2 separate regions of the Homo sapiens genome follow, and region 2 is linked to region 1. Evidence: chromatin loops called from intact Hi-C (ENCODE). Cell type or tissue: thyroid gland. All regions are shown on one strand.

Region 1 (5,000 bases):
CCTGGTGACAGAGTGAGACTCTGTCTCAAAAAAAGAAAAAAAAAATTTAATGCTCCTGTTCAGGCAATATTTTGTTTTGTCTTACTCTATAACTTCAAGGCATTTCAAAAGAAAATTAAAAATCTTTGCTCTAATGGGCTAAGAAGCAAAGGAAATGGACTGATAGGGTTTGATCTGACGGTGTCCTCTATGGCCAACATCATTGCGTCTCTGCTGAGAACCCATAGCCTTTTTTGATTCTGGGCACTGAGACATAAACAAGACCTAAAGACAAATGCCAGCTTCTTATTAGATTTTAACCTTTCTTTCAGATTTTCTTTGGAATACTGAATGGACTAATCAATTTTCCTATTTTCATTCTAGAAACTCAAATAGTACTTGCCAGGTAGAGATGAAAAGACAGTAGGTTCCAGAACCCTTTCTTTCTTCTAGGACATACACGGGGCACACAAGCAGTTTTATAAGTTACAAACATATGCAGAGAATAAAATTTTAACATAAAAGAAAAGTGTGAAATGCCTCATAACATTAACTTTTATTCATGTATGGAGAAAAATCACTATTTCCCCCTATTTGCTTCATTTAAAAATTTCCTCCAGTGAAATACAATTAGTTGCTGAAAAAAGGTAACCCTAGGAACAAAATGCTGTGCACCTGTGTCTTCTAGACTTTCAGTGGTGTTGCTGTGCCACCCTCAGCTGTCAGGTCAAAGATTAGTTAGGATGAAACTTTTCTGGGGCAGAATGAATGCATAATTGCATTTAAAAATGAATCTGCTTGATACTCAAGATTACTTGCCTGCTCCATCCGTGAGATTCATAAAGAAATTAGGTCACTCAGTAGGACATAAGTTCAAAATTAAGACATTCCAATTTATCATGAGGACAAAGTACAGTTTCAAACAAAATCTTCTACATAAAGAAAGATTCAGCTAAATATCCATTAACCTAAAAATTAACAAAGGAAAACTTTGAAGACACAAATCGTGATTTTAGGGGGTCTTATTTTCTAGACAAGTTTTGAAAACATCAAAACATGGTTATGTAAACTGCTTTCAAAGATAAGACCCTTGATTACTGGTGCTGCAAAAATAGGAAACAAATATCAAATGATATAAAAACACTGAATTTGATTTTACAGCACTTCCTTCAAAACTCCAATTAAATTAAATGCAAATAATGTAAGCATATATCAGCCAGAAAGGTTATAATCCTTCTAATAAAATCCATATGGTTTTAAAGGAGGTTTTACATAGAAAAAGAGACTTTAGAAAGAAAAAACAAAAAATATGTACTGGTCTAAAACTTTGAAATAACAACCAGACTGTATGCCTGGGACAGCGTGAATTACTGTGAGTAGAGAATGCTGTTTGTATTCATTTTAGTGTCTGTTAGGAAGTTAGGCAGATAGTAATTTTAAAAAATGGGCTGGTAGAGTTTTGCTATTGATTTGTAAAGGTGACTTGTGTACCATGTGACAAGGTATGTAACTGATATGACTTATTCAGATGCAATCACAATTTAAAGATTTCATACATTTCTTTATAAATATTCCTTAATAATCCAGAAAATATCACATAAATACTCGTATAGTAAGAACGGAATTGTGAACTCCGTATTACTACTAGCCATTCTTAGCATGTGAATTCCAGAAGTGTTTTCCAAAATGGAAGGCACTGATGGAGATTTACTGTTCAGTATTGTAGGGGTTACCAAACTATGGCCCACAAGCCAAATCTGGCACGCTGGTTTGTTTTGTAAATAAAGTTTTATTGAAACACAGCCATGCCCACTTATTTACATATTGGCTCTGGCTGCTTTTGTGTTGTACCAGCAGAGTCTAGTCACTGCGGCAGGATCTTCTGGCCCCAGAATCTCAAATATTTTCTCTCTGGCCCTTTACAGAAAAGCTTGCCAACCTCTGGCTTGTAGAATCATTCAGAATTGTGATGATTTATATGTACTTTAATATCCACCGTGATAGCGAATTGGCAGATTAATTAATTTTGTTTCTCTTTGCTTTGTTACAGTCAAAATAAATTAGGTGTTTATTTTAGAACTTGTGGCTGATTAATGCTCAAAAACAAATAAGCAAAATCACTCATCAGAACTAAATACTCTGCAAGTTATTTTCACAAAAATAAACGAGGCGGAGAATAAACAGGACAAAAAATGGGTAATATAAATAATGAGACACTTATTCAAAGCTGAAGACTACCCTCAGGCTGCTAGGACAACTTAGGCTCTCACAAAAAACGATTAACCTTGCTCGGAATGCATTCGCCCTCTTTTCTGTGAAGTAAACATTTCTTGTCAAAGGCATCCTGACAGTGGTAATTAAGTTCAGAAAGTTCTATACTGAGTGGGAGATGTGCCTGTATTGCTTGACTTTTTTTTTTTTTTTTTAATGAGAAGACAACATCTCATGGTAGAGAGCTGAACTTTCAATTTTACAGGCGAATTCTACCAGTTTATAAATTTGGGATGCAACTGTAAATAAATACATAATAAATGTTCTCTAAAATACAAGATATAGGTAATAAGAGTTAAGAGGAAAATAATTGCAGTGATCAAAACAAAATTTAAAAATAGAGGTAAAATGAATGGCTTGGAGCATCTCATAGGCTGGGAGAATGCTCTGAACCCATGCATCGCCCCGGTCAGAAGGACCACCAGGGGGCGCCTTGTTTCTAAGCTTTCCCTAGGGGTTGTTCTTGGTTAAGATTCCTGGATTGGTAAAGATTCTTTGCCGTGTTTGGAGAGATCCTGAAACTGATTAATCAACTCTGAGGCTTTCAGTTCCTTGCCAATGATCCAACAGATCCATCCCAGTGGGATGGTTATGTCCCTTAGATTTAGGAACCTGTATTTTAATTAATATAGCTTTCAAGCTACAAAGTTTTGTAAAACCTATAGTCAAGTGCAGCCCTGGATCTTTTTCATATGAATTTGTGCTTAGGTTAAGATTTATTCCCCGAAGAACTGTTTATGGAAAACCAGAGGATGTATATTAGAGTTCTGGGAATCTAGTGTCTCTTTTCTTCATCCTCAGAGTATGTGACCTTGAGCCAATGGCTTGACCTCCTCAGGCTCCAACTTCCCTAACTGCCACTTTTGCAAGCTGAGTTTATAAACATGAGTTGAGATAATGCCTGTGGAATGTCTGGCACATAGTGGGTGCTTCATACCCTTTATCAAGTTTCTGTTATCCTTTATTGTATTAAAACAAATAACAGAGATCCAGGGTTTTATGTTCATGCCTGTTAAATTTCTTCCTAATTTCAGTTCATCTTTCATTTTCTTTTTCTTTTTTTCTTTTTTTTTGAGACGGGGTCTCGCTCTGTCACCCAGGCTGGAGTGCAGTGGCACGATCTTGGTTCACTGCAGCCTCTGCCTCCCAGGTTCAAGCAATTCTCCCACCTCAGCCTCTCGAGTAGTTGGGATTACAGGGGTGCACCACCACACTTGCCTGATTTTTGCATTTTTAGTAGAGACGGGGTTTCACCATGTTGGCCAGGCTGGCCTCAAACTCCTGACCTCAGGAGATCCACCCACCTCAGCCTCCCAAAGTGCTGGGATTACAGGTATGAACCACTGTGCCCGGCCTCAGTTCATCTTTCAATGGTAAAAATCCTTCTGAATCTTCATTTATTCTGACAAAGGACGAGTGTTCCCTTCCAGTCCTGGGATACCTCTAACTTGGATTTTCATTTTTCCAAGCCTTCATCCTAGTTCAACATTCACAGTCAAGTGGAGCTCCAAGGTGCAAAACCAGGCATTCTCCTTCCAGGTTGATAGCAACTGACACTTTTTGGGGAAAGCCTGTCATGAGTGATACATTGGGGAAGCCAAGGTCAAGGGCAAAGAGGGCAATGACCATCACTGGGGATGCTCACCGGGTCCTGGGCCTAAAGTCCACTCTCCCAGGTCCTCCTGCTTTCCTGTTGGATGCCAGTCACACACCCTGATCTTTTGGTGGCCCCTGGTGTCTTCCCACTTTGCTAAGCCTTTGATGGCTTGGTTCTGAGATGCATGTGTCCTCACTGCCTCAAATAGCGAAGAGGGACCCGTGTTGTCCATCTTTCGTCTGTGTCTGTTCTCCTCATTTCTCTGGGTGTACCATGTCCAGCGCTGAGGATTGGTTTTCTTCCTAACAGTCAAAACATTTGTCTCAGTCTGCCTTGGACAATCTGACTTTGTAGTGCTCACAGAGCTTTATCATTTGCCTCACAGTAGATGGAGTTTTTAAAGTCTTTTTTTTTTTTTTTACTTCTTTTTATCAAGTTACTGGCAACAAATTCCCAGGGCCTGGCTCAGAGGGCATTTAAAGGGTGCCACCTAGGACCACAACAGTTGCAATTTAAATCACAACCTAGAGGCATGGTCAGTGCAGAGGAACATACAGCCTTCCAAGCTCCGGGGAAGTGGCTTGTCTTATGAGTTTCACAGACAGGGTAAGGAGTTGGGGAATCTGGTCCCAAAGGTCTGTGAGTCTTCAAAGTTCCTCTTACTGTTTCTCCCAAGAGGCCTTATGAGTCCTCAGGCAAACATAGCTATTGATGACCTGATCTGGCAGCTCATACCCTTCTGGAGCTGGGCTCCAAAAGAGATTCCCAATGCGTCAATGCATGGTCTTTAATGTATCACTGACCTTACACTACAAGAAAGAATGCTGGGGGCAGTACAATACATTTTAGAAATACCTCTATCAGTGAATTAACTTTTCCCTTAAACAGTTATTATTAAAGTGAAATTCACACAACATAAAATAACCATTTTAAAGTGAACAATTCAGTGACATTTAGTGCATGCTCAATGTCATACAAACACCGCTCTTTCTGCTTTCACATATTCATCAACCCCAAAAGAAACCCTGTACCAATAAACAATTACCCCTCATTCCTCCTCCTTCCAGGCTGGAAACTACCAATCTGCATCCTGTCTCTATGGATTTATGTATTCCAAATATTTCATATAAATAAAATTGTACAACACGTGACA
Region 2 (5,000 bases), 320 kb after region 1:
GTGGTTGTGTGTTTGTTTTTGTGTGTGTGTGTTTGTGGGTACAAGCCGATGAAAGTCTCTCCATGTTGAGCTGCCTCCCTGCAAGCAAAAAAATACATGTTCTTTTTTTTCCAGAAAGAAAAAATACGCCAACACACACACACACACACACACACACACACACACACACACACAGACATGTGGCTCTTCTCTATGTACTACCTGAAAAACAAGCAAACAAACACTATTTCTGGGCTTGCAGAAAATTATGTGCTTGCTTGTTTCCAGGCAAATAACAATATTCTTAATCTTCACTCAGAAAAGTCACTTTTCAAAACTCACTGGGCAGAAATACATTCTTCCCTAAAAAATAACAACCTACTCTCACCGTCTTTCCACACTTAGAAAAGTGTGTGTGTGTGTTTGTGTGCACGTGTGTAGTGGGAAAAAAACCCTCACTTTGTTAGTCTATCTCTTCCTGCAGGCAGAAAAATATACGCATCTTTTTCTCTGCGGGAAAACATGTACGTGAGGTGCACTGGCACACACACACACACACACACACACACACAATCTCAGGCAGAATGTCTGTTTTCTCACTAAGTATGCACCACCTGAAATACCAACACTTTTGAAATTCTCGGCTCACAGAAATACATGTGTCTCCAGGCAGAAAATGTTCTTTTTCCCTCTCAGAAAAGTCTCTCTCTAAAGCTTTTCATCACCGGGCAACATAACTCCCCTCTCCCCAAGAAAGCACACACAAAATATGAAAAACACACGTTGGAAAAGAAGAAAACTCTGTGTGCATTCATAGGTGTGTGGTTATAAGCAAAAATGTCTCTCTGTGTGGATTTGTCTCCCTGTAAGCAGAAAAATACGTATGTGATTTTTCCAAGTGGGAACAAAATTCTTCTCTTTCTCTCACTGTCTTTCCCTCTCACTGTCTCCCCTCTCTCTCTCTCACACACACAGTACAGACACACACGCGCGCGCACACACACACACACACACACACACACACGTCTCTTCACCGGGCTCCCCTGCTAAGCAAATATGTCTCCCATTCTCTAGGGAAGTGTGTGTGCACCACTTGAAAAACACTATTTTGTAGCTTGCAGAAAATTATGTATACGTGTATGTTACAGGCAGAAAATGCCCTCCCTCTTTTTTTCTTTCTCTTCTTCTTTCTCTCTTTCCCTCTTGGAAACGTTTCCCCTGCCACAGCCAAGAAACACACACCACATTAGGAAAACATAAGTACCTGCTCACTCCCCAGGTAGCACATGTTACGGGTGTGTGCACACGGCCCTGCCTGTTGCTCTGTCTCTCCCCGCACACAGGAAAACACGTGCTTGTGTGTGCTTTCTCCAAGAAGAAAAATCAATCTTTCTCTCTCTCTGCCTCTGTCTCTCTCTCCCTCTGGTGGAAAAATCATAGTTTATTGCTTTTTCCCACCAGCAGAAATATCTCCTACCTTAACCCCTTACAGGGGCTGGGGACCTGCACGCACTCGCCCTGCAAATCTGAAAACCCGGCGCTCTCCCTCCTGCTCTTTAGAAAAAGGGGCATGGGTCACTGTCACCCATTTTCTTATCACGAGAAGAGAGTGCCTGTGTTATTCTCTCTTTAGCTAGGAGAGCTCTCTGTCTTTGTCACACGCACCCCCTTTCCATGTCTGAAAAGGGTGTTTGTGTCACTGTCTGGGCCCAATGTCACTGTCCATTTACTCTGCACCCTGGGCAGGCAGTGCCTTTCACTAGGAAAGAAGGAAGTTTCTCCCACTGCTCCGTCCCCAGGGTCCTCTCAGGGACCTTCCCCCTGTCCCCGCACCTAGTCCAGGTGGGAACCGGTCTCCCCTTGCAGGGAGGCGCTCTGTCTTCTCCCGGGCCTGGATACACAGGTGTCGCAGCAGGAGTTCAATGTACCCCGTGACGCCCTCGCGGCCAGACGCCCCTGCCCAGAAAGAGGGGACCCTCCACTTCACTGAACCCAGCCCGTGCCAGGCCCCCGAGGACACCGGGCCACAGTCTCCTAGGATGCTCCCAGGCCTGGAGCGGGGCAGGGTATCTCGGTGCCAGGCAAGTTGGTCCCCAACGAGCCACCCCAGCGGGGGTCCCTCCTCCAGTCCCCTGAATCCCTTGTCTCTGGGACCACGTCTCATCTAGGCTCAATCAGGGGCGATGACAACAACCATGACTTTGCCCCAGGAACCTGAGTGGGGGGCACGGGGCCCGAGGAAGAAGGGGCCAGCGGGCTGTTCCCCACGCTGCACCCCCACTCTGGCGCAGCGAAGTCTGCAGATCTCTGGGCCCCGGCGCTGCCGAAGCCTCCCCCACGCGCCGCGCTCACTCGCTGCACAACAGCGCCACCACGAGGCCGCGGGCGGAACTGCCGGCAGCACAGCGGTCGCACCCCCCGGGCCCCCCGCCGGCTGTGCGGATCCCGAATCCCTGCTTGGCTCGGAGCTGCCAGGTCTAAGCCGACCCTCAGAGACGCACGCCCCTGACCCACTGGGCAGCTGTGGTGTCTTTGTATACAATGTTCCCTTCCTTTCTCCTCTTCTCGTAGATGTTCAGATTCCAAGGGACTTTTCCAGAAGCTTCCAGAAAACTTTCCTTTTAGGGGCCCAAGAGACCTTGATTTCAGGGACACAGTGAACCCCACTTAGGACCCCAAGAAAAGGGACTTGTCTCCAATCTCCTGTCCTAGAATGTGCAGACTTAGGGGGCTCTCCTGTACTCCTGGGTCCCGCACATCTGTCCAGCCCCGCCTCGTTCACCAGAGGCAGCAGAGACAGGCTGAGCACACAGACGTGGGCTCAACTCTCTGCCCATCCACTCACTGTCTGGGGAACTTGAACAACTCACGTTGCCTTTCTGTGCCTCAGTTTCCCCATCTGGAACTGGTCTAAAAGAACACCCCCCGGTAGAGCTTCTGGGAAGATCACATGAAGTATGAAGCTTTGAGAGCTTTTGTACCCGACAGGCTCTCAGGAGGCAGCAGTCCAAACGGTGGAGGGATCATTATGACTAAGCAGGCACAGCTCCCAGCCGAGGGGGAGCTGGATCTCCCTGGCATCGACCACCCCAGGATGGTTATGGGATAAATACCTCTGCAGACGTTCAAGTGGAGAGGCTCAGGAGGATGCCGGGAATGTCTGCTGTTGCTGGGTGGGGAATTCAAATGATTTGTGTTCACTGTATCCCAGCTAAGAAGTTCTGGGCCGGGGCAATCTTTCTGATGCCCTCTTGTCTCCTGTTAACAAGGATTAGCTCAGCAGTATAGACAGGACCATAAAATATACCACCTTAGCCAGATCCTGGGGAGGCCACTAATGGAGCCACACTGGGCCAGGTCCACGGGGGCCTCTCAGTCACAGCTGGGAGATGAGGCAAAGCCACCGTCGTCCTCACCTGCCCATCCACCATCCCGGTGAGGTCAGTGCTCAAAACCTGTCTTTATCCCAGTCCGGTCTCACAGGGAGTATTTGTGCTGCTTTAAAGCCCTTCCCGGTGTCCTACTTACTTCTCCCTCTCAACCCGCCGGCTGAGATAGGCTAAAGAGAACATCGTTTCTTCAACAGATGTTTATTGAGGACCTGTTATATTTCGGGAGCCGTGCTGGCCGCTAGGGACACAGCCTGAACAAGATAGGTCCCTCTTCTCTCAGGGAACTGACATTCTGGTGGAGAGAGGACAAAAACCATGTATTAATAAGTAAACAAGACAATTTCAGAAGACAAAGGCTGTGAATGAAGCAAAATAGGATAGACAGTAATTGGAGAGGGCTCCTTTACACAAGGGGCGGGGGGCGGGGATAAGAAGAAGGAGCTGGCTGAGTGCAGAACAGCAGGAAGGGTATTCTAGGCAGAGTGAATAGCAGGTTGAGGCCCGGGGTCAGGGGAGAATGAGCTCTGCCCGTTTGAGGAATGGCAGGAAGGGCCCTGGGGCAGGTGCGCAGTGGTCAGGGAAGCGGCCAGAGCTGGCTTGTGCTGGATGCAAAGAGAAGGTAAGGGATTGGAGTACTTAATAAATATTTGTCAAGTGAGTGAATGCATAATTTGATCTATCCATGTACAGTTGACCAGGTGGCGAAGGTTTGCCGAGTCAGCTTCTGTCCATTTTCTCTACTTAGTGGTGTCAGCTCTCAAAGACTTCTTGCTTCAGAGCCCCTCTCCGTGCTCCTGTGAGGGTGGGGATGAACCCTGAAAAGCCGTCTCCTTGTGGGCATTGCTGTTGTGTTCTCAGCATTCTTGCACGTTGACTTAAAGCTATTCAAACTCCTTATGAGCATCTGAGGGAGAGGAGCTGGATCCACACTCTGGACTCTTGACTCCAACTTTGAAATAAAATATTTAAACAGCCCATCTCATGATATTCAAAACAATAGTCTGAAAAGTATTCTGCAATAGTCATTGAAACAAAATGCCTAATTCCCAAATTACCAGTCTACAGAGTTCCCAAGGAAGAAGCGTGGATGTGAAACAGCTGCAGACTCCGTTGTTTCCTGGATGGCCCGAAACAGTTGTTCTCACTCAGTTTCACTTGAGAATCACTTTCAAGGAGGAGACTTTTTCAATTTGCCATAAATCTTACCATGTTTATTTTTAGAAGTTTCAGCTCCGTGATAATTTGCAAATGAGAAATGTTTAGAACCCATGTTGAACTGAACTTCCCCAAGAGGAGACTGGATTACATTAGATGAAATGGAAATAGAAGTCAAATTTTGGGGAACACTGACGTCCTTGCCATGAAACCATCCATTGTGGATGTGCCCTCATTGTGGAACCTCACCTGCAATGTTTATGTGCTGGAAATAGAATTATATCAGCCATTCACACTTTAGTCTAAACATGAGGCACTTGTTCCTGCTCTCCATCATGAATCCATGTGAATCCTAAAAAATAAGATATCTTTTGTCCCAATTTCACAGTGGACCAATGGAGGAGCAGTGGATGTGTAGCCACCGAAGTCTCAAGATGGCTTTGGAGGTTCTGGGTGATGATGGGGGCTCCAGGG

What was found. Peaks named below come from ENCODE experiments on the same cell type or tissue, not always from the same donor. Only the 100,000 strongest peaks of a DNase experiment are listed, where the experiment ranks them.
Region 2: it touches region 1 in a loop (5-fold over the local background); 48 of 110 quality-filtered maps call a loop at or near these places.

Annotation. Positions count from the first base shown.
Region 1 is chr20:59,085,348-59,090,347 of GRCh38, forward strand. No RefSeq gene overlaps it. Among named protein-coding and RNA genes, the nearest start is that of SLMO2-ATP5E, 45 kb to the left of the region's middle. In thyroid gland, a CTCF peak has its summit at 2,666 (motif pointing right); a DNase peak (open chromatin) is centred at 2,664.
Region 2 is chr20:59,401,540-59,406,539 of GRCh38, forward strand. No RefSeq gene overlaps it. Among named protein-coding and RNA genes, the nearest start is that of EDN3, 100 kb to the left of the region's middle. RefSeq lists an enhancer at 2,896-3,396. In thyroid gland, CTCF peaks have their summits at 1,430 (motif pointing left), 2,355 (motif pointing left) and 2,554; DNase peaks (open chromatin) are centred at 1,011, 1,302, 2,002 and 2,362; H3K4me3 peaks cover 702 bases; H3K27ac peaks cover 2,755 bases.